Regions from separate parts of the Mus musculus genome. Here all the other regions are linked to region 6. Evidence: chromatin loops called from intact Hi-C (ENCODE). Cell type or tissue: left cerebral cortex. All regions are shown on one strand. Each heading gives the region's core, and the rest is flanking DNA. Links, peaks and the distances in the headings are about the cores only.

Region 1 (4,495 bases), core at 267-4,266, 460 kb before region 6:
GGGAGGTCTATCTGATAACTGGGGGTGACTTGGTGAGTGATAGCATATACACTGGCAGGTAGGTGGCCTATACACTGGAGAGTAGGTGGCATATGCACTGGTGGGTAAATGGCAGATACACTGGCAAGTAGATGGCATATACACTGGCAGGTACGTAGTCTATATACTAGCAGTTTGGTGGCATGTACACTGGCAAGTCTATACACATGTGAGTAGGTGATCTATGTTGGTCCATACACTGGTGGGTAGGTAGCATATACACTGGCAGGTAGGTTGTATGTAGTTAGTGGATGATTAGTGTACAGAGCATGAATACACTGGTCAAGGATGGTCCAGGTCCTAGGTGGGTGGGGCAGCAGTGAGTAACACCTCATCATACACAGTGGTGTGTAGTGCTTACGAATAGTTCACCTCTGGAATCTTCCATTTAGTATCATGAGTGTTGTGAAGCCCAGAGGTCTGTGTCCAGTGTCTTACTTTGCTTTTCTTCCATTTTTATTTATTTATATTTTTAGACACAGCTCCATCACCAACACTGGAGTTCTCTTTTGGATACACAGGCTGACCTGCAAGTCTCCAGGATGCATCTGTCTCTGCCTTCTCCCTCTTCCCAGTGCTGAGATTAGAGATGCTTACTACCACAACAGGGCTCTGATGTGGTGCTGGTGATGCCTCTTCTGATCCTCATGCCTGTAAAGTGATCATTGTGCCCATTGTACCCATGTACATGACCAACCCTGCACTGAGACATCTTTCTGGCCTCCATTATTATTTCCAACATCATGTGGCAGAGGTATCTGAGATGCCTAAAAGGTTAACCATGAAGGCCCCTTCCCCAGTGCTATTGAAGGGAAGGGTCCCTAAATGATCATCTAAAACCAATCTTTTGATGCTCCCACACAGGAGCGAGACCACTGTGAAAGAGCCTTGGCTCAGATAATGCTGCATTGTCAAGGGCCCTGTCATTTCTGTAACTTTTTCTGGTCTGTTAGCCACAGGATCTCTCTTCATCCCAATGACTTTGATGATTTTAGTAAAGGGCAGATGGCTGGTGTCAGCTGAGGAGAAAGAGTGCTGCCTGCTACAGCATGGACACAGCCTTGAAAACACACCCAAGGAAAGCTGAGAAGGCCACTGTACCCCTAATAGGTCTCTGGTAAGCCATGGGCATCCATTCATTCAGCCCCATGTGTGATCAGAGGCAAGCTGCTCAGGCTGTTACTTGAGGCAGATTAGCAATGCCAGAGCCACTGATCTTGAGCTGTTTTGTAATCATGGAAGCTGACCTTCAGCCACTGCCAGGCAGTTTGCTAGACACAGTTTGAACATAGGACCTCTAGGAGGTTAGAAGATTCTACCCTACATGTTTGAATCCAACGCAATGGCATCTTCTTAATGAACAGTGAAGGATGTGGGTAGAGAAGACAGCATGAAAGTTTGAACTTTAAAAATAAGAGTTTAGAGATGCTGTGTTCCTGGGTGACTGGGGAAGTATAGGAGTTTGCTAAAAATCCTTTGGGGAGCAAGAATTTAGGTGTGCTCTGTCCCTGGACTCTTATACAGTAGTTTACTAAAATCTCCTTGGGAGTCTTCGATGTTAGGAGGTCATAATCCAGATTACAAGAGAGACTTGGAAATAGGTGTTGCTTGTTTGCCTTTTTTTTTTTTTTTACCAAATTTTCTTTTTGGTGTAGGCCCTGGAGACTGGGGCATGTATAGCTCACTCTTCAGGGGTCTCCAGAGTCTGAGAGAGTGCTGCACAAGTATTCAATCTGCTATAAACAGCTGCGGAGTGAAGGAATTAATAAAGCCACTCAGAACTCCAGGTTCCTTTTCTCCTCTGAGCCCTTGCATGCGTCCTTATGCATCGCTGGTGTGAAATGAACATTTGATGATTAATTATACATCAAAGCCAAAAGATATAACAAATGCCAGCAAACATTGGCAGGGTGGTGCTGTGAATTCTCAGACCCCACTTTGTGGGTCTCTGGTTTTCCCTCCCTCCCAGCTCTGTCTCAGTATGCATGTACCATACATGACATCGGGAGAGACAATTCTGTGTGCTTCCTAACCACCCTGAGGACATACGTTGAAAAGATAGCCCATGCCAGTACACTAGTCATGAATGTGTTCAGTTGTAGTTCATTTAAAGTATCTCCTATTTTTTTGGGGCCTTCCCATTATTTCTAGTTCTCCATTATGTGGGGTGCTTCCTGACTTTAGTGAATCCCTCATGGTAATCCTGGCTCTGTGGCTGGTCACTGTAGCTGTCCAGGAACCAAATTCATGCTGACTTTGGTGGGATAGTGTGCCAGTGACATCGTGGAAGTGATGTGACTTCTCCTATTCCTGTGACTAGTCAGTAAAGAGCTTTAAGCAGGAGGAACTGAGTTTGATCCTCAGAACCCAGCAAAAAAAAAGCCAGTCAGGAGGCCAGGGAAGTGGCTTAGAAGCAGAACCACACAGGATGGTCTGAGGTTATCCCTGGTGATGGAAGGAAAGAGAAGATGCATGGAAGTTTTCATTGCCCTCTAACCTCCGTGTGTGTGCCTTGGCACCTGCAAGCCCACACATACACACAACCATGTACATGAATAAGTAAACATCTTTTAAAAAATTAGATATTGTGACACACACTTATATCCAGGATCTGAGTAGACAGACAGATGGAGTCCTGGGCTTCCCAAGCCAGCCAGCCTAGCTTCCTTAGCAAGCATAATCCAAGCCAGTGAAAGATCCAGGGAGACCAGTGTAGGCCTTCTGGATTCTCAGTGAGCCAACTCCAGGTGTGAATGAAATAATGAAATGGGAATGAAATGAAATGGGGGAAAGGTAGAGGTTTGACTTCAGAAATTTGCCCCCAACCCTGTGTCCCTGACTTCCAATCTGTCCTCATTTCCTCTTTGTGTGTGTGTGTGTGTGTCTGTATGTCTCTGTGTGTGTGTGTGTGTGTGTTATTTCTCAGGTGCTGACTGCCTTCATATTTTGAGACAGAGTCTGTCCACTGCCATTTAACTGTCCCATTAAGCGAGGATGGATGGCCAGTGGGCCCCAGAGATCCAGCTGTCTTTGTTTCCTCCAAGCTGGGGTGACAAATAAGTACCCCATTTTCCCATTCTTGAGATCACAGGTCTTCATGTTGCATACCAAACACTTAAGCAACTGAGCCATCTTTCCAACCCCTGAGTAACTTCCTATTGCTGCTACAATAAATTGCTGGGAAAAGTGAGTGACTAGAACAACATAATTTTTTTTTTAATCTTTTGCTTTGGGGAGTCCGAAGTCCCTGGAATTCTGCTGCCCCTGGTTAGTGGCATGGCATTAGTGGACCTTAGTTACTTTCCGTGGAGCCCAAATGGGGACATGCTTTCTTACATCTCAAGCTTCTGTGGGCTTCCAGCATTCCTTGACTTATGACTGCATCTTCTTCCAAGTCACGAACTCAGCGTGTCTCAGTGCCTTCAGTGCTCATGAGTCTCTCTGACTCCAGCCCAGAAAGGCCTTCCATGTCATAGGATCCATCTAGTCACACTGTGTTCCCTTGGATTACCTGAACCTAAGATCTTGCCGCTGAGCACAACAAACTTACGGGTTCTGTAGCTTTGGACATGAACATATTTGGGTGTGAATGGAGGTGAACACTACCTTATTATAACTGTGAATCCCCAACACCCAGGAGTATGCTTGACAGAAGGCAAACATTTTCTCAAGTATTTATCAGAGAAATGACCTTGTGGATAGATACATGGCTTCTGGGGTGCACTGCAGGATTCCTGGAACATGGACCAGATCCTGGCTAACAGGATACACAATGTACAGGCACAGTCTGTCTGCTCAGGGGGATCAAACACAGAAGCCAGTGCTCCAAGCACCACCCACCCTGCTTTGCTAGTGCAGTCTCACTGCTACTCCTGTGCCTCCCAAACCCTCTTAAGGGGAAAGAGGCTTGGAGACAACAAGGCTCCCACCTCTACCCCTCACAGGGCCTTTTATAAATTAAGACTCCAAGGGAAGTTCTTCCCTGTTCTGGCCACTGACTCTCTCACTCAGTGCTGCCCAGAGGTTCCCATGCTTTAGGAACTCCCGAGATAATGCAGGCAGAGGGCTTCCATGGATGACTGCTGGGTTCCTTCCTTCTTCTAGTCTTTCTCTGTCTTCACCCTGCCTTCATGTTCTCTATTCCTCCCCCACTTCCTTCTCTCTTTCTTTCTTTGTACCTTCATCCCTCCCTGACTTCTTTCCTTCTCTCTTATTTTCTTTTCCCTCCCTCCCTCCCTCCCTCCCTCCCTCCCTCCCTCCCTCCCTCCCTCCCTCCCTCCCTCCTTCCCTCCCTCCCTTCCTTCCTTCTTTTTGCTTCCCCCATTTTTTTCACCACATCTCTTCTGTCTTCTAGCTCCCTCCTGCCTTGAGGACTGGAATGACAAGTGGCTGAGCTTCTCCTTCGATTTGCCTATCTGCTGCCTCTTGCCCTTTCTCTCCTGGATCTGTTGAATGT
Region 2 (4,495 bases), core at 227-4,226, 600 kb before region 6:
TACCCACCTAGCATTTACATGATCTCTGCTGATTTGAACTACAGCTCTTATGCTTGTGTGGCAAGTGCTTTGCCACTGAGACACCTCTCCAGGCCAGGCTTAGTGTGTGCTTCCCCATTGTTAGGGTAGTGAGAGCCAGGGCAGGAAAAGGGAGGAGACCAGAGAGATGACAGAGAAACTCCTATGTTCACTATTTCAAAGACATTTTCTTTAAAAATTAAAATTATACTTACTTAGTGGTGTGTGTGTGTGTGTGTGTGTGTGTGTGTGTGTGTGTGTGTGTGTGTGTGTGTGTTTAGAGGGCATCTTATAGAAGTTGGCTCTCTCCTTTCACTTGTGGGGCCTGGGGATGGAACTCAGAAACTTAGTCTTGGCAACAAGAACCTTTAACCTGATTAGCCACTTTTCTGGACTTCATAGACCTTTTCAAACAGCATGAAAACATATATTTTCTGAGAGAGAGAGAGGAGAGAGAGGGGAAAGGGGAGAGGGGAGAGGGGAGAGAGAGGAGAGAGAGGAGAGAGAGGAGGAGAGGAGAGGAGAGGAGAGGAGAGAGAGAGAGAGAGAGAGAGAGAGAGAGAGAGAGAGAGAGAGAGAGAGAGAGAGAGAGAGAGAGAGAGAGACCTAGATTAACATTGGAATTCTGAGCTACATGATAGGCAGTGGGCAAGTTCAACCAAGCCACACCTGTTTATTTAGTATCTATGATGTGCCTAAGGGCTGAAGCAGGGAGTAGAGAATGTAAGGTCTAGTCCATCTCCTGGTGGCCCTCAGATTGTTCTACTTAGTTAATTAGTTGATAGACACAAATATTTCAGCTTAGCTCTGGGTCTGAGAACTCAAGGCAAAGCAGGTCTCAATGTAATATAAGGATGGTAGGCTGTGCTTTATGAACCTGGAGGTACTTGTAAAGAATCCTGAGCAAAACAGCTACTTGTGGAAAAGCATCCTTAGAAGGGTGATGCTTGGCTATTTGGATGTATTCATTTTTCCAATCATTTTCATATCCTAAGGTAATTCCAAATTTCTGCCATACTTAACATCTCACAGGGTTGAGAGTAACTAACTCATCTGTAGAATTCACTGGACACAGCTTGTAGATAGGAATCCCGGTGATGGGGAGTCTTGGTGGGAGAAAGTAGCATGGCTCAGCCAAAGCCTTGATCAAATCAAGTGTAACTGTAGGACTCGCTCCCCAGCCTGCATCCTTGTGCCTTGCCTTCCCTAGCACCGTCAGCCCTTTGCTCTCAGCATGCTTCTCTCTACTGAACAGATCTCCCTTTTGTAGGATTGTTCTTGACCCAGCTCCTCATGTGATTCTTGCTTATCTTGTCTGTTTGGAGTTATCTCCCCCAGAAAATTGTGCCTGACTCTAAGTTGGTCATTTCCAGCAAAACTGCTATGATGGTATCTTGTTGTGTCTTTTTCTTTTGGCAGACTACAAGTAGAGATGGTATCTAATTTATGTACAGGAGGGGTCCCATGAGAAACATGAACATTGGATGACTTCAAGGGAGTGTGGGAGATGACTCCATAGGTCAAATGTTTGGCATACAATACTCATGGAAATATCCAGGCATGGTGCATGCTTGGAATTCTGACATGGGGGAGGGGGAGAAAAGAGAGAAAAGAGAAGAAAAGATTTCTGTGTCTTTCTGGCCAGCCAGTCTAGTCAAACTGGTGAGACCCAGGCTCAGTGGTTAGCCCAGTTACAAGATAGCCTATTGAAGGGCAGAACATTTATTGAACTTAACATGCATCTGGTCCTTCACTCTCTGTGTCTTTGGGATTGTGGGTCATTCTGATTCCTGGAGGAAAACAGAATCTTCAGTAAACTGGTCCAGTTAAATGTAGGTGCAATAGGAGTTTGCAAGGAGTTGGAAGGCTTCACGTGGCAGGAGATTCTGAGGGGAAGACTGCGGTGTCCTAATGGATGATTAGAACATACAAAGAGGCAGAAGGAGTCTGCATGATGTTCCAAGATGGAGGACCAAGCTATGCAGAGGCCATCCAAAGAAAATCATACCTAGGTCACAGAGCCAGAAAGAAAACCAGGTAGCCCAGAGGCTAGGAACTGGTGTTCAGGACTGCAGACCTTAGCAGGAAGACTAAGAGGACAAGAACTCAAAGGTAAAATTCGAAATGATGAAATTTGAACCTTGATTAATCAAAGGTGGGTCTGAAAATTCCTCCCCACTTCCCCCCCCTTCTTCACCTCCCCCTTCCTCGTCTCTTTCTCTCTCTCACTCCCTCCTTCCTTCTCTTCCTCCCTTCACCTTCCTTTTTCCTACATCCTCCCTGTCCTCCTCTCTCTTCCTCCTTCCCCTCTTCTTCCACCTTCCTGAACTACTATTACTATCAGTCTCAACTTTGTGTGAAAGAAACCTTGATTCTACTATACCAACGGGCAGTACTTTCCATGGCCGGTAGGAGGAGCTAGAGCTTCCTCGTTCTTTGTAACCTTAGCTGGGGGACTGTCCCCTTAGGTTGTGCGAGGAGCTGTCCAGTCAGCACCTCCCATGAGCTTTTAAAATACTTTCTGTCTGGAACTGGATAGGCCATTGTGAAAATGCAGCAGCCTGTGCTTCCCAGACAAGTAGAATGACAGTGTGCCATTGGGATAGTGACACTACTTCTATTTTAAATTGTAGTGGCTGTCTCCCCTTTCCTTTCCTTTCCTTTCCTTTCCTTTCCTTTCCTTTCCTTTCCTTTCCTTTCCTTCCCTTCCCTTCCCTTCCTTCCTTCCTTTCTCCCTCCCCTTCCTCCTTCCTTTCCTCATTTTTTCCTCCTTCCCTCTCTCCTTTATTTCTCCCTCCCTCCCTCCCTCTCTTCTTTCCTGTCTCTGTCTTCTTCTCTCCTTCCTTCCTTCCTTCCTTCCTTCCTTCCTTCCTTCCTTCCTTCCTTCCTTCCTTCCTTCCTTCCTTCCTTCCCTCCTTATATAGAGCCTTATGTATAAACCTAACTGGCCTGAAATTCAATGTGTTTAGCAGACTGGCCTCAAATTGCCTCTGCCTCTACTTCTCTGCTTCTGCTTCTGCTTCTGCCCCTGCCCCTGAATCTGCCTCTCTAATGCTGGGATTACAGATGTGAGACGCCTGGCTCTTGATAAATATTTTTAAGCCTAGTAGCAAGGCAGGCATCAGTAGTTACCTCTGACCTTTGATACTGATATATAAAAACCTATTTCTACTCCCAAATAATTAAATCAGAACCGATTCAAACTGATCTTGGTTTTTGGATTGGTAGCTTTTACCTTATTGATTATTGTAAAATTATGTATTTACAATAATAAATTAGTTCATCCATCGTCCATTTAGTGAAGCAACAGCCAGTGTCTCTGCCTCGAGTGCTTAGGTCTGTATCTTCCCCCTCAGAACCCAGGAGCAGAGCACAGAGAAGCAGTTCAGCAGAACTCACCATTAGCTGACACTTATTTCTTCTCCTGTTATTGATAACTTGACTTTAAGTTGAGAATACTTCTTTTTTAAGCCATGGCATCTCCCTGTATGGCTAGACAATTACATTTAAACTTAGCAACTCTCCTGATGCAAACAGTTTCTGGGGGAGATGATTATGATGTTACTAACCTGGATTTATGGCTTCTTTGTGCTTTCTGGGGAGGATAAGAGACTGTGAGAAAGGAAAACACAGTTGTGTGCATACAAATACATTATTATTGGAGAGTGTTTTGAGAAAGGTCATGGTCAAACAAAACCCAAAGTGCAAATAGCTGGTGCCAGAGATAGGGACCACATTGTAGGGTTTTCAAGGTTACTTTCTCAAATAAGTATGACTTCAAATTGGGTGGTTTTAATAAATTGATGGTTGTGGATAGCAGAACATTGTGTTTCCTAGATGTGGGAGGAAACTGTAGAAACAATAATAATAATAAATAATAATAATGTGATGTAGAGATGTCGAGACTAGTGAGTCTGTCATTGATGAGGCCCTGGGGTCATTCAATCTGGGAACATCCAAAGGAACACAGGGGACATGGGCTTTGCTGTCAACCCAGAAACCAGGCTGTGAGCAAGAGTCTCAGGTCAGGGGCCCATGATGAAGTCTGGTCTTTCCTAAGCTACCTGCCCATAAGTGGCAGGGTGGTACAGTGCCTTCCTTGGGAAATGAGGTAGACCTGCCAAGGGGAATCCTGGATCCTGGCAGAGGACTTGGTGATCTCCAGCAAATGTTAGAGCGGGCTTCAGGGAAGATTTTCTTGTGTAACATAATCATTTGAAATGTAAATGAGAGAGGGAGGGAGGGGGGAGGAAGAGGGGGGGAGGGCAGATGGAGGAGAAGGGAGGGAAGGAGAGAATGAAGGAGGGAGGAAGGGGAGGGGAAAGAAGATCTGGAAGAAAGAAAAGAGGAAAGAAAGAGAAGGAAGACAGGAGGGAGAAAAAGAAGGGAGAAAGAAATTAGGGAAGAGAGGCAGAAGAGAGGAGAGAAGGGAGGAAAAAAGGAGAGAAAGAATATAGAATCAATAGGGAGAAGGAAG
Region 3 (4,495 bases), core at 221-4,220, 590 kb before region 6:
CTTGAAGCTAGAAGAGTCATTGAGTGTTGAAAGCTCAGTGGGTTGTTCTGTATGAGCTTGAAGGAGAAGAATGTTGAGAGCAGTGCAAAAGATGGAGACCTTGTTTGTGAAGTTTCATACAGAAATTCAAAGAGATCAGGACCACTTGCTATTTTGAATTAAGATTCTGTCATTCTGGTTAGTCAAGGCTGAAGACTCAGCTGGGATTAACAAGAGGCCAGAACATTGAGTGACACCTTTGTGTTACTGGGACAAATGAGGATGGTTAGCTAGAGCTAAGAAATTAATGGTGATTAAGAAGAGACCAGCATCACTGAGGTGAAACTTTGTGGGAACTGTTTCCTCAGGGCCAGCGCACAGAGGCTGTGCTCCAGAAGTGGCCAAGATTGTACCAAACTTGATAGTATAAGATTAACCCAAGTGGCACTGGTTTTGAAGGCATGAAAGGGTCATGGAGAGCAATTCAGACTTGGCACTGTGTGGCAGGGCTGGAGTTTCTAAAAAGAACCCAGAGAGGCTATTGGTGAAAGTGCAGACTAGTTCCATCAAGGGATCCCAGCAATTTTGGGGATTTCAGCACCATGGATAACCATCAAGAAGAGCAGCAGTACTGGAGTGGAGCCTAGAAGACAAGCTGTATGTGACACTGAGGGCAGAGCTGGAGAAGTGTTGCAAGCCCCCTTGGAGGAACCCAGAAGATCATCGGTGAATCTCAGATACTGGACATTGAGTTATTTACACTGTTGGAGTTTGGGTTTGATTTGTTCCGATTGCGATTGTTCCCCTGCTTCTTCCCTCTTGAAGTAAGGATGTATTTGTTTTTGATTTTACAGGATCCCACAGTTGAGAGACTGAATTTTTTGAGAGGTTTTAGGTTTTAAAAGAGTCTTTGAATTTAAAAAAAAAGGTTTAATTTTAAAGTTTTTGCATTTGTAAAGACTGTAAGACTTTTTAAGTTTGTAATATGTCTTACAATGTGATTTTGATATTGATGTGTCATCTTGGAGATGAACAAGAACAAGATGGTTGTGGCTTAATAGTGATGTGTTTGTGTGTTAAGTTGAATAGCTTTATGTAAACTTGACACAAGCTGAAATCATCTAAGAGGAGGGGCCCTCAGTTAAGAAAATGTTTCCACAAGATAAGGCTATAGGCAAGCTTGTAGGGCATTTTTAAATTAGTGATTGATAAGAGAGGGCCCAGCCCATTGTGGGTGATGCCATCCCTGGGCAGGTCATGGGCTCTCTAAGAAATCAGGCTAAGCAAGCCATGGGGAACAAGCCAGTACCCAGCCTCTGCATCAGATATGGCCTTTAGTTTACTGTCCTGTTTGAGCTTCTGTCCTGAATACCTTCAATGATGAACAGTGATATAGGAACTTAAGCCAAAAAACCTTTTTCTCCACAAATTACTTTGCTCATGGTGTTTCATCGCAGCAATAGAAACCTTAACTAACACAGGGGTACTGCTGCTTAGTTCTGCTTGCTCTGGAAAGTTAGGCTGAGAGCATCGGTGTCATGCAGGGGAAGCAGGCACACATTCCTATTCACTGCAGCATTCTGCAAGAGTCTGAGTGTGGTGTGCAGGGCATACTGGGTTCCCCATCTGTCTGTGGCAGTCACTCGTCATCACATGCTTGAGGCTGGAGCTACTTGGCTGACCACTGACTGTGCAGTGTGCACACAGCTGCTTCTTCTGTGTCACCTCACTGCCCACAGCAGCTGCGGCTGTGTTTCTTCTGACATCCCAGTGAGACATAGGTCACACAATGCATGGACTTGACAGTACTCACCTCTCTCTTGCTGAGTCTGTCTTTCTTCAAGATGTCTGTTCCTCTTTCCTGCAGACTTTAGGACAGGGGTATTATATACAGAAAGCTTGGTCTTCAGTTTTGGCTATGTCCTTGTCAGAACTCTAATACATCCTTTGTCAGGGTCCCATTCACTCCAGAGTGTCAATAGAGCTCTATGTATGTATGTATGTTGCATGACTGGGTCTATATGCACTTGTGGCATATGTGTATATGACTGCATGTGTGTGTGCACATATGTGTGTGTATGTGCCTGTATGTGAGTGTGTGTGCATGTATGTGTTGCATATAAGTGTACACTCACATAGAGACCAAAGGAAAATCTATTCCTTCCTTCCTTCCTTCCTTCCTTCCTTCCTTCCTTCCTTCCTTCCTTCCTTCCTTAAGATAGAGTCTTTCACTGAACAGCCAGCGAGCCCCAGCAATCTCTGCTTCCACAATGCTGGGATCATAAGCACATGCAGCCATGCCTAGCTTTTGACATGGGTGCTAGAGGTTCAAACTGATCTCATGCTTGCACAAGTACTGTTACCCTCTGAGCACTATATCCAGTCCCAAAGGAGGGTTTGATCAGCAATTTTTCACTCTGTTTCTTCCTCCCTCCCTCCCTCCCTCCCTTCCTTCCTATCTTTTCTTTTGAAGTAGAATCTTTCTATGCACCATAAGCTAGCCTCAAACTCATGCCAGTATCCTTCCTGACTCAATTCCTCAAGCACTGGAATAAAAGCCACCATGCTTGATGGAGGAAACTGGGTAGAGCAATGGATCCTAGTCTAGAACCGTGGGGCTTCCCCTACTTCCTCAACCCTGGTTTGCTAGGGATGGGGTTCTTAAGGTTGAAGAATCTGACCTTACTGGAACCTGACCAGCTCTCTTCACAACAGTTCCAGACACGAGGCTTACATTCTTCTGCTTGTAACTGAGTTGATGGATTAAGGGTGAAGGGGAAGAGCCCAGTGTTGCTGCAGATGTCCAAGGAAGGAGCCGACAGCCTGGATCTCGCCAAGGAGCTCTGCCTGCTGAGGATGCTGTCAGCGGCCATATGCACTACTCTGATTGATCAGCAGAGAGAAATGCTTGTTTATTAGAGTCATTATGAAAACGTGACAGCAGGGTGTGGAGGAAGCTGACTCAGCACTGTCTGCCCTGGTAGAACTGGGAGTGGGCTTGTTCCTCTCTTGATTCCGGGGCTGTTGGCTGAGTTCTAGACTATCTCAGAGGCTCTGATGCTCGCTCTGCTCACGGTCATGGCTTTACATGGTCAGCACCCTGACTCAGGTTTCTGTGGTTGTAAGGGATGAACAGTAAGGGAACAGATGCTAGGAGACCTTCCTGGAGTGACAGTGAATACAGTGCACAGGCTGTGCCGATTTCATGATGTGCCTGACTTTATTTTGAGAACATACAGCCAGTGAGGTCTGGCTGGTGGAGCATAGCTGTAACCCCAGAGCTCAGATGGCCAATTCAGGAAGACTGTAGAGGACTGTAGCCCAAGGACAGCCTGGGTTACGTAGTGACTTCCATGCTAGCCCAAGATTGTATCCCAGGAAATGAAATCAAAACCCACAAGGCTCTGCTAGAGGCTTCTACCAAAGTTTTGGGATTTGGGGCTGGATTGGAGTGGAAAAAGAAAGCCCTTGCTTCCAAAGGTGTTGCTGCAAAGACCTGGGCTAATAGAGTTATTTCAGACTTGCGAAAGCTTCAAGAGTGCACAAAGACTGACTAGGAGCAGAGATGAGGGAGGATAAAGGGGGTGCGAATTCTGCCACTCTGCAGCTGTGGAACCCTGTGAAAATTACAGTAACTCTCTGGGCCACCATTTTGCTCCCTAGTATAGACTTAGTTTGTCTGCCACTCCAAGACATATGTCCCTAGAGTGTCCCCAGATATCAAGGGAAGCTCTTTACCCATGTGTGTACTCTGAGGACAGTTAGCATATGGGTGGTGGTTTGAGGGAGTGACTCACTCATTTCCTGTCGGAAACATGTAAGTCAATATTAACCTCTTCAAGGCATAATGAAGAACCCTCCACTTTGCCCTGTAAAATTCTTATTCATGATGAGGAACATTGAAGAAAGGAGTGTTACCCCTAAGTTTTAAATGGCAGACCTCATATGTACCCTCAGTCAGAGACCATGCCACTCAGACTCAATGTAAGGGAACCAATAGAGCCAAATGTCATACACAGAAAAAAGTAAAACAGAAAGCCGTTGGAGAGAAAGCAAGGACGTGAAGGAAGTGGGGTTATGGGGAATTCACCCTCCCTGCCCTTATGTGCTCTGGTGACACTGCTGAAGGCTATGTTGCCCACTGCTATGTGACTGAGAGATGCTTGTGTATGTTTTTATCAGATACTCTGAGCAGGGGCATTAACCATGTTCCCTGATTTACAAAGCCTGTAAGAAAGCTCATGTTAAATTCACAGTCTGATCTCTCCAGTGCACAGGCCCAGCGGCACGAGTTCTGTCAACTACATTTGGTTCTCTTACTTTATTAAATTTTTGATGCCATGGTTCATTTTTTAAAACAATCTCTGTAAGGCAGGGAGATGGTTCAGTCAAGGACCCAAGTTCAAATGAACAGTGTCCACAGTAGCCTGGCACATGGTGAATATCAGTAACCCCAATAATTGGGAAACAAAGATGGGAGGACACGTAGGTGAGGGCAGCACCAACCAGAAAGTCT
Region 4 (4,495 bases), core at 178-4,177, 130 kb before region 6:
GATTAACATGATTAACTCCACAAACGAACTGAAAGCATTATCTTAAAGCGGTATCAAAACACACTTCAAATGGAAGGAGAAAATCATTGACTTCCTGAGGTGAGAGAGACGGGTGATGGTTATGTAAGACCTTGGCACATTCTGGAAAAACCCTCGAAAATGGCCTTGGTGCGGAGCTGCAATAAATGTGAAAATAAATACTAGAGAGATTTATCAAGTTTTAAATTTGCTTACCAGTATAGAAAACTGCCATTTTCTGTGTGTTGGGTCTTCCAGTTTTAAATAAGATAGTATGGCAAGGCAGTAAAAACTTTACTCTTCACCAAAGGTAGGACAGAATATATATGTGTACACACACACACACACACTCACTCACTCATTTTTACAGGTAAATTGTATGCGTAGAATGATTACATCCAACTCATATACACTTGAAAAAGCAAGGGCATTCTCATGAATGTATACTGCAGTTCCCACTATTAGAAAGAGAGAAAATAAGAACATTAATTGCTTTACATTCAAAAGCCCTGCTTCCATGAATGAAGGTTTAGACCCTACACAGGATCTTTGTTTGGTTGTGGCAGTTAGACCATGTGCCATTAACACGTAACTGATACCTGATTCTCTCTCTCTCTCTCTCTCTCTCTCTCTCACACACACACACACACACACACACACACACACACACACGAGAGAGAGAGAGAGAGAGAGAGAGAGAGAGAGAGAAAGAGAGAGAGAGAGAGAGAGGGAGGGAGGGAGGGAGAGAGAGAGAGAGAGAGAGAGAGAGAGAGAGAGAGAGAGAGAGAAAGAGAAAGAGAGAGAGACACACAGAGACAGAGACAGAGATAGACAGTGACAGAGATGGAGACACAGACACGGAGACAGGGGTAGGGATCTGTGAGGGCTTTGGGGAAGGGAAAAGGACATTTGCTTGGATGCTAATCCATTTCAAAGCCAATCTTTGAACTTCCACCAAAAGTATCTAGCCCTTCAAAGCAAGAGCAAAGTTCAGCGCTTTCTCATTTAGCACAAGAGCTGGGAGATTTGAGATGCCAAGGAGTCAACCCCCTAAATGGAGTACAGCTACCTCGTGGGGGATATGAAGAGGTAGGGAGGGGGGTCTCCCAGCCTCCCGGAATTCCTCCATGAAGTCGCAGATTGGAAATCATAAATACTGGCTATGGACATTTTGAATAATGCAGGGAGTAGCGTAAGTAATTGCCAGCGCTGATATCCTGCCTTGGACATCTCATTGCTCCTGAGTTAAAATTGGTTGTCAAGTGAGGACTCTGGGGACTGTGCAAGGTGCCCTATTCTGTCATGTGGTACATATTTAATGCTTGAAAGAACAAGGGAAGAGACACGTGCTGGGGGGGGGGTGGTGGTGAGATTATGCCATCAGTTTGCTCACTTTCCAAGTGCTTGGCAAAGGGGGTGGCTTGCAGTTCTTCCCTCAGTTGCTAGACTTGGTAAAAATTAAAATAAAAACCAGGCGTCCAGTTCATCTGTCCGTCATGTCGCTGTCAGCGCCGCATGGCAGTAGGCTTGTCTTTGTGTGTTCCTGGAGCTTTGATTACCTCCCTGCACCGCGCGCTCGCTCTTGTGCCTGCTGGATCTCTGGCCCTCTCGCTTGTTCAAGGCCTTGAACACCTGCTGGTGGCTGGAGCAAAACAGCCCAGGCAGGCGAAGGCGCGGCCAGCCCAGCAGAGAGAGCTAGAATCATTGGCATTGCTAGCACGTGGGTACCATTCTCTGCTGCTGCTGCTGCCCCGGCACTTCTCCCGCCTTGCGTTTCTCCCAATGCGATGTAGCAAGAGAGGGAGCAGGAGGCGCTTTTGCAGCGGGCGATGAAATCCTGGCAGCTAATTGCAGTCGTGGGAGATGCCCTTCAGGTAAGGCGAGCGAGGGAGGCACGGAGACACTGTGGGAGGGGGAGCAAGAGACTGGATGGGAGGGAGGGGAGGCAACTCTGGCACCAGCATCCGAGCATCCCGAAGCCCGCTGGACGGATGCTTGGGAGGAGGGCGCGCAGGGACGGGGGCGGGCGGCAGGGGGAGGAGTGTGCGAATTGACATTCGGGGCTGCCTGTGGCAGGCGAGCCGCCGCCAGCCGCTGTCCAACGTTAGCTCAGAGAAGGTGGCGGGCGGGCGTGTGCACCTCTGGGGCCGCGGATCAGAATCCGGACCTGGCGGTGGATGGAGCTCAGGGAGTCTTGAGAGGCAATGGCAGGACGCAAATGTGTTTGCAGCGAGTGAATTACACAGGGTAGGTAAGTTCAGCTCCGGAGTCCTGTGGGATACAATCTGGGATTCGCCCTGGGCTCCCCGAGGGTCCCCGAGGGTCCCTCAATACCCAGGGAGCTTAGACGGGCTGGGGGACCAGAGGGTGGATGGATTCACTTTTACCAAGTGGAAGTTCGCGGGGAACTTCCCTGGAAATAGCCATTGGCTCTGTTGAACTTTATTCCCAGAGATGAATAAGCGTTTATTAAGGACTGGTGTTACAAGACCCGCAGGCTAGGGCTGGATTTTGCAAAGAAGATGGGGCGGGGGTTGTGAATGGGCAGATGGGCCGCGCGTTTGGAAAGTTGGCACGCGCCTGTGCGTGCATGTGCAGAAGCATTGCATGTCGCCAGAGACAGGTCGACCCTGCCCATCATGCTGGCATCCTGCTCTTAGACCATTCCCGATTTCTAGATGCCAGTGAAAGAGGCATTCCACGAACAATATTGAACGCATGCTTTCTATTGAAAAAAGGAAAAATAAGCCCAGAGCTGTGCTATCTCACGGAAGAGCAGTCTTTCCTGGGAGAGCCAATGAGGGAACATGTACACACAGTGTTGTACACGTCGCTTCTTAGAACAGAAACAGTACCTGTGAAGAGTCTATCTAGCCCATCCCTCCAGCCATTACTTCCAGATGATAGGCGAAACTGAGGGTTCTGAATATTTCTTTTGACAAGAGAGCTGTGTTTTCCTGTCTTCCACTTTCGGGGGATTTGATAGGGATTCTGAACCCAAAGTTTTGTGGCAGCACCCCATTAGTAAAATGATTATATCATCAGAAGAGGTTGACTTCCGGCATCAGGCGATAGCTCAGAATTTACTCAGGGTTTACATTTTAGCCTTTCAGGTATGAGTGTAGTGTGTTTTGAGGAAGTAAGACAAATTATTGTGTGGTTATCCTATATAGCTACATAGCAAATGGTCTGCCTCATAGGCTTCCAAGCCTTTCTGAAATTCCCATAGTTTTAACCCACACAGGCTCCAAGGGTGAGAGTATCCGTGGAGGGTAGTGAGTTATGTTGGGGATAGGCAGTGTTTAAGTTTGTAGAGGGTTGTGTTCAGGTCGGTCATCTATATCGGCCACAGCTGCTCACCACCGAGCGGGCGGTGGAGAGATCCCAGCGCTTGCAAGTTCCTGTAAGAAGCCGATTCTGCTGTTCTCCTTCACTCACTCCATCCCTGTGACCTCACCTGGAATAAGCCAAAGATTTGGAAGAAGAAATTGCTCCAGTCCAGGCCTGGAAGACAGGAGGGACTCCCCCTCCTCGGCTTCCTTTCTCTCTGCCCTCACTTGTGCATCCATTTCGTTCTTTGCATTTCTCTGCCCTTATTTACTTCCTTTCTCTGAGCAGCCTTTCAGGTTGCTTCTGCTATACGTCGCCTAACAAATGTTTAGCACCCAAAGGAGACTCGGAACCTGATTTGCTTTTGCCCCGGAACACTTTGCTCATATGCAAGACATTTAGCATCAGATACCCCCACCCCCTGTATCCTGGCCCTACAGAAAGTGAATGTGCAGACTTTACTCTTCATTTCTTCTCATCCTGACTTTGGGAAAAGGCCCTGGCCCCACAGAGAGACTGTGGGGTGATGGCCGGGTGACTGGCAAGATTTTTTTTTTTTTTACCATGTAGAACTTTACTGAGATAAGTGTAGTTTTGCAGCTGTAACTCTGTATTCAAACTTTTATTTTCTCTGTTCCCTGTCTGCATTTTACTGCAGGGCCATTTTAATCTGTCGTCCCTTGGACCTGATAGATGTAACTGTCATCACTGACATAGGGCAGGTTTAACTGTAACAACAATGGAGCATGACAAAAGTCAAATGTGTTTCGTTCACTCTTCCAGAGGGCTAACTGACTATTACCCACCACAGCTTGATCTCTAGAGCCTTGCCTTTCTCTCCAGGAAGAGCAGGATGCAAAAGTTAAAGGGGATGTGAGGAAAAAGGTATGTTTGAACAGTTGCCTACATCTCAGTGATGATCACGGTATCGTCACATTTTATAACAAATGGGATATTTGACATTCATCACTATCAGAAATCCTCCACCCATTTATTGACTTTGGTTGAGAGAAGAAAATACGATTGAAAAAAATCCTTTTTCATCTAAGTACACACTAATATAGCCTACGAAAGAGTTCATGTCGTTAAGCTGCATTGATTCAGAGCGGTTTCATTAAGAAGCCAAAAGTGCTCTGCAAAGTTAAAA
Region 5 (4,495 bases), core at 329-4,328, 450 kb before region 6:
GAGTTGAATGTGGTGGCCCTTGTTTGTAATTCTCTATCTGGCTAGGTAGAGGCAGTAGGATCCCTGGGTAGATAATGTAGCATAGCCTAGTGAGCGCCAAGCAAGAGAAAACCTATTTCAGCAAACAAGCTGATGAATGCAGTCTGAGACTAACCCTGGGTCTCCACATACATGCACATGCTCTCACATATTTCCTTGCACACAAAATCCTGCTCAGATTTCCAGCTGTTCTCCTGTTTGTGAATCCTGCAAGAGTAATCATGGTCTCTAACCTCAGAGAATCTTGTGAGAAATTCAGCAGTGCCGGGTACTTAGAGCAGAAGCCAGCCATCTAGCCATGGCGTATGCACAGCGAGTGTCTGTCAGTCATGGTGACAGTGTCAGCAGCACCAGCAGCATTGTTAATGTTTGCTCGTGACAATTCTTAGATCATTTTTTCTGTTTGCAATTTGTCCTAGATATTACATGGATGATGAGTTGGAACCAGATAAACATGTATTTAATTTTCTTAATGAACAAGGCATAGAGTCCTGTAAGCTGACTCCTGTTCACACCTTGGTAGCCCCTGCTTACGTGTGAAGCTGTTCCCAGCAGCAATCTCACTGGCAGTCACTGGCATGGGAATAAGAAACATGGGCATTTTCTCTGCTGCGGTGTCCCTAGTGATCGGTGCATATGGTTTTATTTGGCTAATGTTGAAGAAATGGTGGTAATTTTCCAGTGTGTGTGGAGGCACCAGCTTCTCTTTGTTCCCACCTGCTTATCTCAGTAGTTGAAAATGATACAATGTCTGGAATGATCTGGACATTTTGGAGAATTCCAGATTATTTAAAGATTTTACCTAGTGCAGATTTTCTTTCTTGATAGAAAAAGTAGATAGAGAAAGTAGATAATGGAATTTCAGCCTTTCTTGTTTTCCTAAGAAATGATTGTATTGTGTCTCCTCTTCCTCATGTTTTTCCTATCCCTCCTCCTCCTGCTCCTCCTCCTCCTTCTCCCTCTCCTCCTTCTCCTCCTCTTCCTCCTCCTTCTTCTCCTCTTCCTTCTCCTCCTTCTCCTCCTCCTTCTCCTCCTCCTCTTCCTCCTCCTCTTCCTCCTCCAGCTCCCTTCCCTCTCGTTCCTTCTCCTGCTCTGCCTCTTCCTCCTGCTCCTCCTCTTGCGCCTCCTCTAGCTCCTCTTCCTCCTTGTCCCTCCTTTTCCTCCTCCTGCTCCTGCTCCTTCTTCTCTTCCTCCTGCCCCTCCTCCTCTTCTTCCTTCTGCTCCTCTTCTTTCTCCTGCTCCTCCTGCTGCATCTTTTTTCTTCTCCTCCTTTTTCTCTTTTTCCTTTCCTTTTCTTATGAGTTAGTGTCTCATACGGTACCGGCTGCACTTGAATTAGATGCGTGGCTAAAGATCTCCTTGAATTTTTGATCCTCCTGCTTCTTCCTTACAAGTGCCCAGTCTACAGGCCTATAATCAGTCTGAGCAAAGCTGGGATGATTCCAGGACTTTTGTGTTTACCAATAAAGCACTCTAGCAGCTCACCTACAGCCCCAGACCCAAGTTGTGTAATTTTTAAAACCAGAATAACGCTTTCTCCCTGTATTTGGTCATCAATCTCATCCAGTTGCTCTCACTCAAATCTACAGCCCTCCTCTGCTCGTTACCTACATCTCAGATTATCTTTTGTTGGTATTTTTCATATCAGTCTGTCTATTAGTTTGTGAATTTGGAATCAAGGGGATGGTTTTTATTTGTGTTCATGTATGTGTCTGTATGTGGGTGCATATGTGTGCCTATGTGTGTGCACATGTGCATGTGTTTATGTGTGTAGTAGACACATGTGCTCTAGTGTGTAGGGAGAGCAGAAGTTAATGTCAAGTGTTGTTCTCAATTACTTTCCATCATATTCTTTTTCGAGACAGGATCTCTCTGTGTACCTGGAGTTTAGCAATTCACCTAGACTGGTTGTTCATGAGCCCTCGGACCTACCTGGCTCTGTTTTTTTAGCATTAGGGTCCCAAGAGCATGTACTTTTACAACTGAGCCATCTCCACAGTCCCCGTGGTTTTCTTTTTATTCTTCTTTAAACACCACCTGAAGAGACATGCATAGTAATTTCCATATCGATTCAAGGACTGTATTACAAAACATAATGGTGGAGAGCCATTGCAGATTTTGTTTCTCTTTCTATACAAAGTAGAAGCTGAGACTCGTGCCTGTGACTGTTACCTCAGTAAAATATAAGGATGCTAGAAGGAGAGGGTGTGATGTGTGTGTGAAGGGAGTGGATAGATGTCTTTGGATAGGAGCTTCCTTTCCATCCTGGGCTGCTGTTGCCTGTCATGAGACTTTGCCTCATGAGGATACCCACCTGAAAGTATCTCCAGAAGCCCAGACTCACCGTTGTGGACACTGTTCACAGGTGTCATCTATTCTTCAAATCTGGTGGCTGGGGCTACGTGGAAATTCATGACCACAGCCACATCTATCTAATTCAGGCAGGACTTGAAATAGATCCTGAATTTAGGTAAGAATCAGAACAAAAATAAAAATAGAAGGAGGAGGAGGAGGAGGAAGAGGAGGAGGAGGAGAAATGTCTTTACAAATAAAAGTCTTTATGCATTTATCCTGAAGATGGAGCCATTTAGCATTTTGGATACTTTGTGATTTTAACATTTTATAACCTTAAATTCACACTGGTATCAAGACATGAAAACAGATCTTAGTTTTTACCCTCTAAAGATGATGATCACCATTTACAAATAGAAAGGAAACTGCCATGATTGTTTGTTGAGGGTCATTAAAGTCTGCAGAGCAGCCTGGCTGTGACCTTGTCTTTAATGACGAAGGTCACTCAGTCTTGTTAGCATCTGCTGCCTGTATCTGGACTCCGCTTTGTTTGCTGTTTTCCAGAGATATTTAGAATTCTCCTCACTGATGGCTTGCTGAAGGAGAGGCCTTTTATTATCAGCAAGGTTAAGGATCTTTCCCTGAGCCAGGCTCATGCTAAGTGGGAGCTGGACCTCTGAGTGATACCTCAGCCTCCCCAACAAGTATTTAACATCAGTATATGACACTTATTTCAACTTCCCTTGTTTGGGGTCCTGTCACCGAATCACTAGGCCAGAGTGATATAAGGTTATCAGATCTTGCTTCTTATGTAGCCCCAACCCTTGCTACACCGGTGCTTTCTTATGTAAGCCCCCAAACTAACCTTAACTGATCTCCTTAGCAGCAGCCGCTCAGTTTTACCTTATGAGAAAAGGAGAAATAGGTACACATCTGCATTCCTGTCCTCAGTAGCCCTCTGTGCATAGAGTTAATGGTCCTCCCATAGAAAGAACAAAACACTAAATGAAGAGTTTCCTAGAGAATGCCTGCACTGAGGAGGATGGAAGCAATATGAGTGTATCGCCCTACAGCTGGCTGGACACCAGCTTGGCAGATGTGTGGATGCTGTTGATGATAGAAGAAGCACATCTTAACGCAGAAGGTGAGAGTCCATAGGAAGTCTAGGAATTTAGGTCTCCCGAGGGACCCTTAGAGCAATTGCCATACAGGGATACAGGAGTTGTATGTTCTATCACCTATTCAAAGCTGATCCTGCTAGTTGTGTACCATGTAAGAATTTTCTTGAAAATAGGTATTTTGGTGGCTTGATTCCCTCCCCTTTCTGAGAGGCTACTGTCTGCAGTTCCCCTTTACATATTTGCTGTGCCCGTGCTTCAGGCTTTTCCTCTGAAGCAGGCTTAGCCCTCTGATGAATGGATATTGGTTATGGACTGTTGGGTGTTGGACCATGGGGAAATAAAGGGGAGTGGGGGGAGAGATGTCCCATGTCCCGACAGAGCTCAGAAAGACTGGACGGGTGGACATGAGAGTCTGCCATGGGACCTGACGGAACTGCCATAGGACAGGCATCAGGCTGTATTAGGCTGCTCGACCCCGCTGGGTGTGTGTGTGTGGGGGGGGGGGTTGTGGAAGGAGCAGTCTTGGCCCTGACTCTAGGGAAGGCTCCAACTCTCCGACTCTCACCACAGACTGCTGGATACTGCAGGAGAGTCGATTCTGGGGTTTCTGGGTCTCAGACATCCCAGACATTGCAGAAGAGCTTAGAACAAAATGGGGGACCCGGGAGCAGCTCAGTCAGCCCAGGAACCTGAAGGGAGAAGAGGCAGGGGGAATGGTGCTGGGTGGTTCCCGCACTGGTGAGAGTCTTTGGTCCAGTCTGGTGGCTGGAAATGCTGGGAGGCCTTCCTGCAGGAGATTAGACTTAGCTCTTTAGGGGAAGGCTCCAGTATGGCGAGTCTAGATGAAATGAAGCAGTCCATGGTTTTAGACCTTTATTGTAAAAAGCAGAGAGAGAGAGAGAGACAGAGAGAGAGAGAGAGAGACAGAGAGAGACAGAGACACAGAGAGACACAGAGAGACAGAGAGAGACAGAGAGAGACAGAGAGACACAGAGAGAGAGACAGAGAGTCAGAAAGAGACAGAGAGACAAAGAGACAGAGGC
Region 6 (4,495 bases), core at 161-4,160:
CACCCCCTTACTGATTTAGTTCCTTCTCTGGATAATATCACCTTGAATGTGCTCACCCCAGGCACATACCACCAAGGACTTCTTCCTGCACTCTATGCTTTAGTGTGTATATGATCCTGTGTATGTGCACACACGCATGTTTGTGTGTGTATTTGTGAGTAGGTGTATATGCCTGTGTGCATGTACACATGAATGTGTGCATGTGTTAAACATGTGTGTGCGTGTAAATATGTCCATGTATGCATGTATATGTGTGTATGTTTGATGCATGCATGTGTGCATGTGTGTGTATCCATGTGTATATCTTTGTGTATTGTGTGTGTGTGTATATCTGTGTGTGTGTGTGTGTAAGTATGTATATGGGGAAATGTGTGACTTGTATATATGGAGATACAACTTGTTAGAGTCATTTCTATCCATTTACAGTGTGAGCCCTACTTCAATTCATGAGGCTTAGCAGCAAGAGTCTTTCTCTGTTGAGTCATTTCTTGTCCCTTTGTTATTTTGACAATGTCCTTCGTTGGTCTCACCCACTAGGTAGACAGGCTAGCCAGTGTGTCCCCCTGACCAATTGTCTCTGCTTTACTTCCTCAGCCTTGTGATTACAAGTGTGCAGGAACCACTGTGTCCAACATTTAAGTAGGACCTGAGGGATTGAACTCAAGGAGAGGCGAGCACTCTATGGCTGGGCTATCATCCAGATGCCTCCTCCCCATTGTTTTGTCTGAGTCATGCAATTATCTCCATTCAGTGGGGGGAGACTGGAGATCATTCCAGTGGCTAAAAATCTAAAGTGAAAAACAGAACACCTTAGCTTCCACACTAAGAGTGCTGTGTGCCTGGAGTGCTCTTTGGAGCCTGCAACCTTGGTGAGGGTGTGGCTACATTCATTCCAGTGCCTGGCAGAGAAGAAAGGAGATATCTCAGAGCTGGCTTCCCCAGGCCCTGTTATGTTTTTTGCACATGGACTCCTGGAGAGAATTGGCAACTAACAGCCCTTCAAGAAGTATTCTTAAAAGCTGTGCTGAAATCATTCACCTCCTGTAGAAACAAGTGTGATTTACATCTAATATGGGTAATTACTTTTACAGTTAATTAAAAGCACTCTCATTAAGTCCCTGCTGTGGCACCAATGCATAGCTCTTATTTGCTAAAGGACCCTGGGTTTGAGCTCACCTTCATCACGGGGCTCCTGCCTGGAACAGCTGGCTCCCAGGGATCAGACCCATTGTGTTAAGCATCAGCCACCACCTTAGCTAAGGCCCTCTCTCTCTACCCCACCCCCACCCCGGCTCACACTTGTGTACACAGCTGAAATTGACAGCACTGAAGCCCTGTGACCAAAACCTTGGGTTAAAGCCAAATGGTTCCTGTGAGATCTGCATGCAGTCCTGGTGGAGAGAAGGCAGAGGCAGCATTTTGCTTGCTTTGTCTTCAGAATAGCTTTGTTTGTGAGAAGCCTTTGTGGCCCTAGGCTTTCTCCGCTTTTCTTTTTCTTCCAAAGGAAGTATCCTTTCTCAAAAATATGTTCTTTAAATCCTTCTAACATCCCTATGCCTACTTATAAGGCCAGTGTGTGGGCAGTTGAATCCATTTCTGTTGACTTTTACAAAGTTGATATGCTAAATCCCCAGCCACATGACACAAATCATAGACTCTCAGTGATCTTCCCTTTTAGACCTAAATCCTAGTGCTCCCCCTTTCACAATACCTATTGCTTGAAGGGGGCACCCTTAATATGCTAAACTTTTGTAAGTACATATTAATACACTGTGTCTTTAAGCCATCTCATTTTTGGAAAGAACATCATGTTTAGCAATTAAAACATGTAGTTATCGGAGAGTACAATTTTGAGGGTACAGAAAGATTGTTATTTCGGGAAGTTACAGATTTCAGAGATCTATCTGGTCCTTTCTGGTGTTTGCTGGTTTTGATAGTTTTTACAAAGCTCCCTTCTGCCATCTGCTGGCCAGATGTGATATTGTATGTGCTAAGCAAATTTGTGAAGGGAAGCTTTGTTGGGAGGCTCATTGAATACACGTTATGTTCTTCATGCCTTCAAATAAGTGGCCTAATTTGAGTCCTAACATTTCAGAAAAGTGGATTCAGACGCTAAAGCATCTAGCTGAAAGGGGCGATTTCGTAGTTGTACCAGCTCTTCTGGATCCGGTCTCTGAAAGCATCTAGCTGAAAGGCATATTTTCAGAGTTGTGCCAGCTTTCCTCCTTGAACAAGTGGTTTGTCAGCACCTCTCTTCTATATGGTGATGTCTTCTTCCAAGACACGCAGGACATGCCCTAAAATACCAAGAATATCAAGCCTCAGGGTTATTGTGTTTACTTAGCCTACAAATGAGACACAGTAAGAGGTGGCTAATAGTAATAGGATAGTTACAACATGCAATTTTTTCTACCAATCTGTATTTGCTACTGTTAGGAGTGAACTGAGATACCACAGTAACAAGGTGAGGAGGTAACAAGAGGGGACTGATAGATGTCCCATCAAGGCATCTCCTGTTTGCAGGTGTTTCATACCTCTGTTGAGCCCGGAAGCTAAAATGTCAGCATTAGTCTACACAGGAGGAACTCACAGTCTTCATTCCATTTGTTTGGTTTTTGAGACAGAGTCTCTAGTACCAAACTGAGGCTGGCTTTGAAGTCACTGTAACTGAGGGTGACCTTGAACTTCTGGTCCTCCTGCCTCCATCTCCCAGATTGCAAATTACAGATGGGCTCCCTCACACTCGGTTTATGCAGTGCTGGCCTCAAGGCTTCAGCTATGCCCGAGTCTCACCCACAGCTCCGCACTTGATGAGAATTGAAGAGCTGTTTTCCACACTGTGACTGACTTTAGGTCCTTGAATGAAATACTCAATATTAATGGCATCCTCTGCTGTGGGCTCTGAGACATAACCTAGGGACACTGATGAATTTGAGTGTCTTATACCAGCAACCATCTGCATGGATGTGGTCACTTCTTCATCCTCCTTGAAACTCAGTTTTGTCTTCTACGAAAGGGGAGAGCTGGGCTATATGGCCACTGCAGATTAAGTTTCTTTGTATAATATGCTTTGGAAATGGAAACAAATAACAACAACAACAACAACAAACAACATAAGCCAAAATTAGAGTTGCATAAAATAGCCAAGATGCTCTCTGTCTTGGCTTCTAAGCTCACATGCATTGACTTATTGCTTCATTTATTTATCTGTCTATTGAGAAAGGATATTAGCATGTAACCTAGACTTGTCTTTAACTTATGATCCTCCTGTCTCCAACTTACAGGAATGATAGATGAGTCCTACCATGGCCCCAGGCCCATTATATAAACACACATATACACACAAATCTCTTCATATGTTCTATATTTGTATGTCTATGCATACACGTCTCTCTCTCTCTCTCTCTCTCTCTCACACACACACACACACACACACACACACACATAAATACAGAAAGCTTTACTCATGGCAAAGGTAGGGTTTTTTAAATAGGGATATATCTGAAGCCCTTCATTGGAGTTGTTTTTAAATGAGCAATTGTTATTTTTTCAGGTCAATAGGAAAGCACAGCACACGGGCAATCAGAAAGACCTGCATATGCAGACAAAACCAGCTCCAGTACTGACTCAAGGTTTCATGGATTCTGCCCTCCTGGAGTAGGAGGACACTGTACCTGGTGTTCATGACCCCAACTTAGCTGTCAGGTCAAGTGCGAGCAGCCCGCTCTTGTCTTCTTGTTGCACTTCCAGAATAGATGATTGACATCATCAGTTCAGCATCTCAGATTTGTGGTAGGAAAGCACACGGGGCCTCAGTATGCCCATCTGCCATGGCCCTGGAACTCCTGCTCAGAAGGCCTATCTTCTCTCTGTCTGCAATCTTTCAACCACACATTTCTTTAGTGGTCAGCAGCTTAGATTTGAGTTTTAATTCTCCACAGTTACTTTGACAAATGACCACAGGTGCCTTTAATCAACAGAAATACATTCTGTCTCTCTTCTGAAGGCTGCAAGTCTGCGACTGAGGTATGAACAAGGCTGTGCTCCCTCTGGAGTCAGGAGTCCTTTGGCTGACTACAACACTGCTCCAGTGTATGCCTGTCTTTGAGTGGCCTGGCACTTCTCTCATCAAAAGTCTCCATGTATGAGAGTTGGGGCTTTATGGATAAGGTAGAATCTGTCTGTCTCATGAGCTCAGTCACATCTGCACATACCCCATTACCAGATATTATTGAATGTAGTAGTCTGGAGATTATATCTGTATCATCTGTATCTATATCTATCTATGTCTATATATGGTGAGTTATAATTCAACCATGTATAGGCCCTTTCCTCTGCACAGTGTGAGGTATCTGGGGTTTCAGTAGCACTGTCTTGTGACCTTATTCTTAGGGGACTTCATGTCCCAGCCCTTCAGAGTCATGGATTAGACTCACAGATGACCCAGGATCATTCTGTATCCATCCTGTGACAAGAAACTCTGACCTAAAGAACT
Region 7 (4,495 bases), core at 349-4,348, 1.2 Mb before region 6:
TCTGAAAACCTGAGTGGTGGGAAAATTTTCTTAATGCAAGAAAGAAAATAGATGAGTCACATGAAATACTTCAAATACATAGCACGCTGACTAGGAGAGCCTATCCCTCCACTTCCCTCTTCTCCATCATTTCCAATAAACCAAACATTAAATATTGGGATATGTATACAAGTTGGTTCTTGTCTTTTGGGGGTCATGGACACCCTTATAAGTGTGGATGCAGGGAACTGGGGAGCTGGCTCATTCAGTAAAGTGCTTGTTCTATAAGCAAGAGGACCTGACTTCAATCCCCAGCATTCCATAAAAGTTGAATGCAGGGGTATATGTCTGTAATGCCTGAATTGGGGAGGCAGAGACAGAGGGATTCCTGGGGCTTGCTGGCCAGCCAGCCTAGGCAAACCAGTAACTGTCAGGTTCAGTGAGAGACCTTGTTTCAGACATTAAGATGGGGAAGAACTGAAGAAGATACTCAACACTGACCATATGTATCATGTGTACCCACATATGCATGTACATACACACGCATACACACACACACACACACACACACACACACACACACACACACAATCAAGTATAGAATCCCAGTTCCCTCTCAGAGAGTGGAGCTTTGCACATATAACTGAAACCATTGTGTATTTTGTCCCATTGCCCATGAGAACTCATGTTCATCTCTTTCACACTATGAACTACTGAGAACATTCTAGAAAAGATAGAACCTATACTCTTGAGATGGTGAGTCTGAAGGCCTAGAGGGTTTTTTTTTTTCCTTGTGATTAAGTATTTCCCTGAAGCAACTTTCTGGAGGAGAGCCTTATTTTGGCTCACAGTTTGAAGCTCCCACCCATTACAACAGAGAAGGCATGGCGGCAGGCAGCTCTGTGGCAGCAGGCAGCTCAGCACTGCTCGATCACATGTGTGCAGGTCAGGAGGCAGAGGGTTCAGGTTGGAATCCCAGAGAATTACTTCCTCTAGCTAGATCCCATTTCTACAAGGTTAATAGTCTCCCAAACAGCCCGCTTTCTGAAGACCAAGTCTTTGTGTGTGTGTGTGTGTGTGTGTGTGTGTGTGTGTGTGAGTATATGTACATTTTACATTTCAATGTAACAGTCCTGAGAAAGACTTGGCTGGAGTCTTCTATGGGAGCTTCTGAGCCCAAAACATTATCTTTCTCTGGGACCTCCTGGTATAATTATCTATCTGCTCCACAGCCCTGTATGAAGCTGTTTCCCAAATCTCTCACACATCAGGCTGCGTGGGTGTTGCACACATATTCATGCGCATGCGTGCACACAGGGACATAGACACACACAGACACACACACACAGACACAGACACAGACACACACAGACACACACACACACACACACACACACACACACGCACACGCACACGCACATGAATAAGTAAGCCAAATTATGACTAAAATATAAAGAGCCAGTAGTGGTCAAGAGGCAGAGCCACATCTCAGAGACTGAGGCCAGCCTGGTGTACATAGGGAGACCCTGTCTCAGGAAAAACAACAACACCCCAAACAAACAATAAGAACAACTAAATGAGGGAAAGACAGAAAACAGGAAAGGGAGTGTACCTGTTGACCTCCAGCTTCTTTGCTTCGCATCCCCCAGTGTAGGTGGATAGACCCAGCCTTTGCTCAGAACACGTTCTTCTTGAGAGTTCTCCATGTCGTTTTCTAGGCTGCTCCAAACCATTCCAAATACAGAGCCAAAGATAAGGGTGACTGCGCTGTCCATCCTCTCCCAAACTCTTTGGGAGTCTCTCCTCTACTTTCCTTCCTAGGGCATGGGGTGAGACCTGGCTGGAGACATGGCTTTGCCTCAATGGCTGTCCATTAGGTACTTGCTCTAGTGGGCGCCCAGGATTGACCCGTCACCCGCAGTGCCCATTACGGCCAGCAGAGGGCGGTGGCGAGCCAGCAGAGTTGTACAGAGCTGCCCGGCGCGGACCCGGAGTCCGAGCGCAGAAACCCCACTGCCACCGCGAGGCGGCTTGCAGCGGGAGGCGCCTGCTTCTTTCCTCATCCCCAAGATCAGGCATCGAGAGCCCCCACCTAGAGCCATGGCCAGCCCCCCAGGCAGCCCTGAAGATGCAGACAAGCTGAGAGGAGGCAGGGAGGGCCGGCAGAGGAGGGAGGACGACGCTCCGGAGCAGAAGAGGTTGAGGCTGGGGCTGCGAGCGGGAAGCGAGCCCCAGGACGGAGCCACGACACCGCGTCCAGCCCAGGACGAGCTCGACACCCACACAGGTGGCGAAGGCAGAAGTGTAAGTAAGCCCGGGCAGCTGGGACGTGGGTCAGGGCTGTGGTGGTCTAGGGATGCTTGACCATCGCCTGGGTGAAGTTGGTAACTGGGCAGCAACTCCTGCAGGCGCATTGTGCTTGCTTGGAGGGACCGACCGGGGATCTTGGATGCTTGGTGACAAGAACTGTGCTTATGTGCTGTTGATTTCCTAATAAGCTCACAAGGTGTGGCTGGTGGGGAGCAGTCCCAGTTGGACTCTGTGGCTTGCCTAAGGGGAGGCCCCCCCGAAAGGAGAAGGATGTGGGTTGCTTTAAGCAGCTCTAAGCTAGCACCCCCATTTTGGCCAGGGCTGTCAGGGTCCCTTTTTGGGACATCACTGTTTGTGTAAAACTGTCCCCTTGGGAGGGTCTCTGGGACAACAGGGCTCATCATGTCCTGCGGCGGAGTTCAGCCTGGGACCGCAGTTAGTGTGCTCTAGTCACCAGGCCCTCACCTTCCTGTCCCTTCCACATGGTCTGGGAAGTGTAGACCAGAGGCACATGGCTTCCACCCTAGTCCCCAAATTCTGCTCCTTAGCCTCACAGACAGGGACAGCCAGGCAAAGTTCTTGGAATCCGTTGGCACTTCTACCAGGCTCTGTCCCTGGCAGCCAAGGGTAAATGTTGCGTCTGTGTATGGTGCTTCTTGGGGCATGACTGGGATGGAGACCATTTGGGCCCCGGAGATTCAGCTCGTTCTCGGGACTCTCTCCCAGGTGTGATTCGGCAGGCCTTGTGCTGGGAGGCACTTGCTGTCCTTGCCGAGGCTGCCACCTTGGCTGTTTTGAATGATTAGTGGGGTTGAATCCTTTGCTTCCCCCATGCTTGCTGGGCTGGGCTTGTCTTATCAATCTGACGACTTGCTGATGAGTCTTGAGGGAGTGGTCCCTTCCTCCTGAGTCATTTGGGTGGCAGCTGGCCACCTTGAAGCTCAGTGGTCCTGCATAGGCTGGCTCTTGTATTAATACTCATGTCCCTATGGATGCTACTGCATTCTGAAGAGGGCTACAAACCCATTGGGGCCAGGTGAACAGCCTCTGAGATCCCAGTGGAAGATGATACTCGTGGACAGTTTCCTTAGCCACATGGTGGAAAGGCCTAGAAGGGACTGGGAGGAAGTGCCTGGTTCCAGGCAGAGTGGCAGTGCAGTGTCATGAAACTTTGGTGGCTTGGAACTTCCCTTTCCCCCCTTCATTTCCTGCTCAGAGACAGGACTCTGCTGAAGAATGGGATTCTAGCATCAGTGGAAGTGACCCAGGGCAGTTGAATGCCTAGCTGTCAAGGTTGAGTGCATATTCTGCCTGTCCTTAGCTGTGTGTCCTTGGGCAAATCAAATAACCTCTCTGAGCTGTAGCATCTTGATGGCAAGACGGATGTGTCAATAGACCCAGTTTCATGGTGGTCTTATTCCCAAGATTAAGTAAGACTTGTTTGGAAGAAACACTTTGAGTGGCTCTGGTATACTGTGTGCTCAATAATGTGATTTAGTGCCAGAATTAACCCTAAGGAACTAGCTCTTAGTGGGGCATCAGCATGTCCCCACTGAGTGCTTTCTGAAAAGAAAATTATTAAAAGAATTCTGTGTAATTGAGAGAAATTTGCTAAGACAGAAATCCCACTGAGCCTTTGGCAAGGAGTGTGGTGGTGGGTGGCAGGAACCCTATGGTATAGGTTTGAAGGGAAATGCAGGAACTAGACAGAAATTATTTCCTCCAGGCCTGGTCATAAGTTTCTTTTTTAGGGGTTCTGTGGCCCCCTGGGCAACTCTCCTGTCTTTAGTTTAAAGATTACCCAGGGCCTAGGGTGGCCTATAACGCCTGCCAAACTCCTTTTCCAAGTTTGCATCGTCGTCTGATCATCCAGGGACTGTTTGCAGGCTGGGGCAGGTGTGTGTGTGTGTGTGTGTGTGTGTGTGTGTGTGTGTGTGTGTGTGTGAAGGCATAGAGGATGGGAAGCAGAGAGTGAGGGGGTGCTGAAGAGACATGGCCCCTTCCTGGGGCAGCTGAGTCCCCGTCTCCACCCATGGCTCTGAGAGAATGGGTCAAGCAGAGAGCAGCACCCTTCCTGGGGTTTTGTCTTAGTGACTCTTTAGCTTGTTGAGAGTGTCACAACCCTCCTTGTTCTTTAGTGACAGGTCACTGTGGACTTTTCTCTGTATAAGCTGCTGGGCCATCAGGCTATGTCCAGACATCTTTT

What was found. Peaks named below come from ENCODE experiments on the same cell type or tissue, not always from the same donor. Only the 100,000 strongest peaks of a DNase experiment are listed, where the experiment ranks them.
Region 1: a loop joins it to region 6, with 2.9 times the contacts of the local background. A loop is called at or near these places in 5 of 42 quality-filtered maps.
Region 2: a loop joins it to region 6, with 3 times the contacts of the local background. A loop is called at or near these places in 9 of 42 quality-filtered maps.
Region 3: it touches region 6 in a loop (8-fold over the local background); 9 of 42 quality-filtered maps call a loop at or near these places.
Region 4: it touches region 6 in a loop (4-fold over the local background); 2 of 42 quality-filtered maps call a loop at or near these places.
Region 5: it touches region 6 in a loop (4-fold over the local background); 5 of 42 quality-filtered maps call a loop at or near these places.
Region 7: a loop joins it to region 6, with 6 times the contacts of the local background. A loop is called at or near these places in 6 of 42 quality-filtered maps.

Annotation. Positions count from the first base shown.
Region 1 is chr16:6,022,927-6,027,421 of GRCm38, forward strand. It overlaps a transcript of Rbfox1 not described here. Among named protein-coding and RNA genes, the nearest start is that of 1700123O21Rik, 50 kb to the left of the region's middle. In left cerebral cortex, for the core only: no CTCF peak of the experiment used is centred there; no DNase peak of the experiment used is centred there.
Region 2 is chr16:5,879,556-5,884,050 of GRCm38, forward strand. No RefSeq gene overlaps it. Among named protein-coding and RNA genes, the nearest start is that of Gm52234, 64 kb to the right of the region's middle. In left cerebral cortex, for the core only: a CTCF peak has its summit at 2,436 (motif pointing right); a DNase peak (open chromatin) is centred at 2,455.
Region 3 is chr16:5,892,790-5,897,284 of GRCm38, forward strand. It overlaps a transcript of Rbfox1 not described here. Among named protein-coding and RNA genes, the nearest start is that of Gm52234, 51 kb to the right of the region's middle. In left cerebral cortex, for the core only: no CTCF peak of the experiment used is centred there; no DNase peak of the experiment used is centred there.
Region 4 is chr16:6,346,963-6,351,457 of GRCm38, forward strand. It overlaps a transcript of Rbfox1 not described here. Among named protein-coding and RNA genes, the nearest start is that of Gm36824, 240 kb to the left of the region's middle. In left cerebral cortex, for the core only: a CTCF peak has its summit at 1,682; DNase peaks (open chromatin) are centred at 1,844, 2,062, 2,647 and 3,282; H3K4me3 peaks cover 2,810 bases; H3K27ac peaks cover 2,348 bases.
Region 5 is chr16:6,028,855-6,033,349 of GRCm38, forward strand. It overlaps a transcript of Rbfox1 not described here. Among named protein-coding and RNA genes, the nearest start is that of Gm52235, 49 kb to the right of the region's middle. In left cerebral cortex, for the core only: a CTCF peak has its summit at 2,620 (motif pointing right); a DNase peak (open chromatin) is centred at 2,311; H3K27ac peaks cover 924 bases.
Region 6 is chr16:6,478,574-6,483,068 of GRCm38, forward strand. It overlaps a transcript of Rbfox1 not described here. Among named protein-coding and RNA genes, the nearest start is that of Gm36824, 370 kb to the left of the region's middle. In left cerebral cortex, for the core only: a CTCF peak has its summit at 1,973 (motif pointing left); DNase peaks (open chromatin) are centred at 836, 1,444, 1,602 and 1,969; H3K27ac peaks cover 1,071 bases.
Region 7 is chr16:5,304,862-5,309,356 of GRCm38, forward strand. It overlaps Gm52265 (a long non-coding RNA gene), which reads right to left and starts at 1,803. Exons shown (of 3, transcript XR_003951975.1): 1 at 1,592-1,803. It overlaps Gm41414 (predicted gene, 41414), which reads left to right and starts at 1,977. Exons shown (of 3, transcript NR_169081.1): 1 at 1,977-2,283. In left cerebral cortex, for the core only: a CTCF peak has its summit at 1,920 (motif pointing right); a DNase peak (open chromatin) is centred at 1,927; H3K4me3 peaks cover 748 bases; H3K27ac peaks cover 172 bases.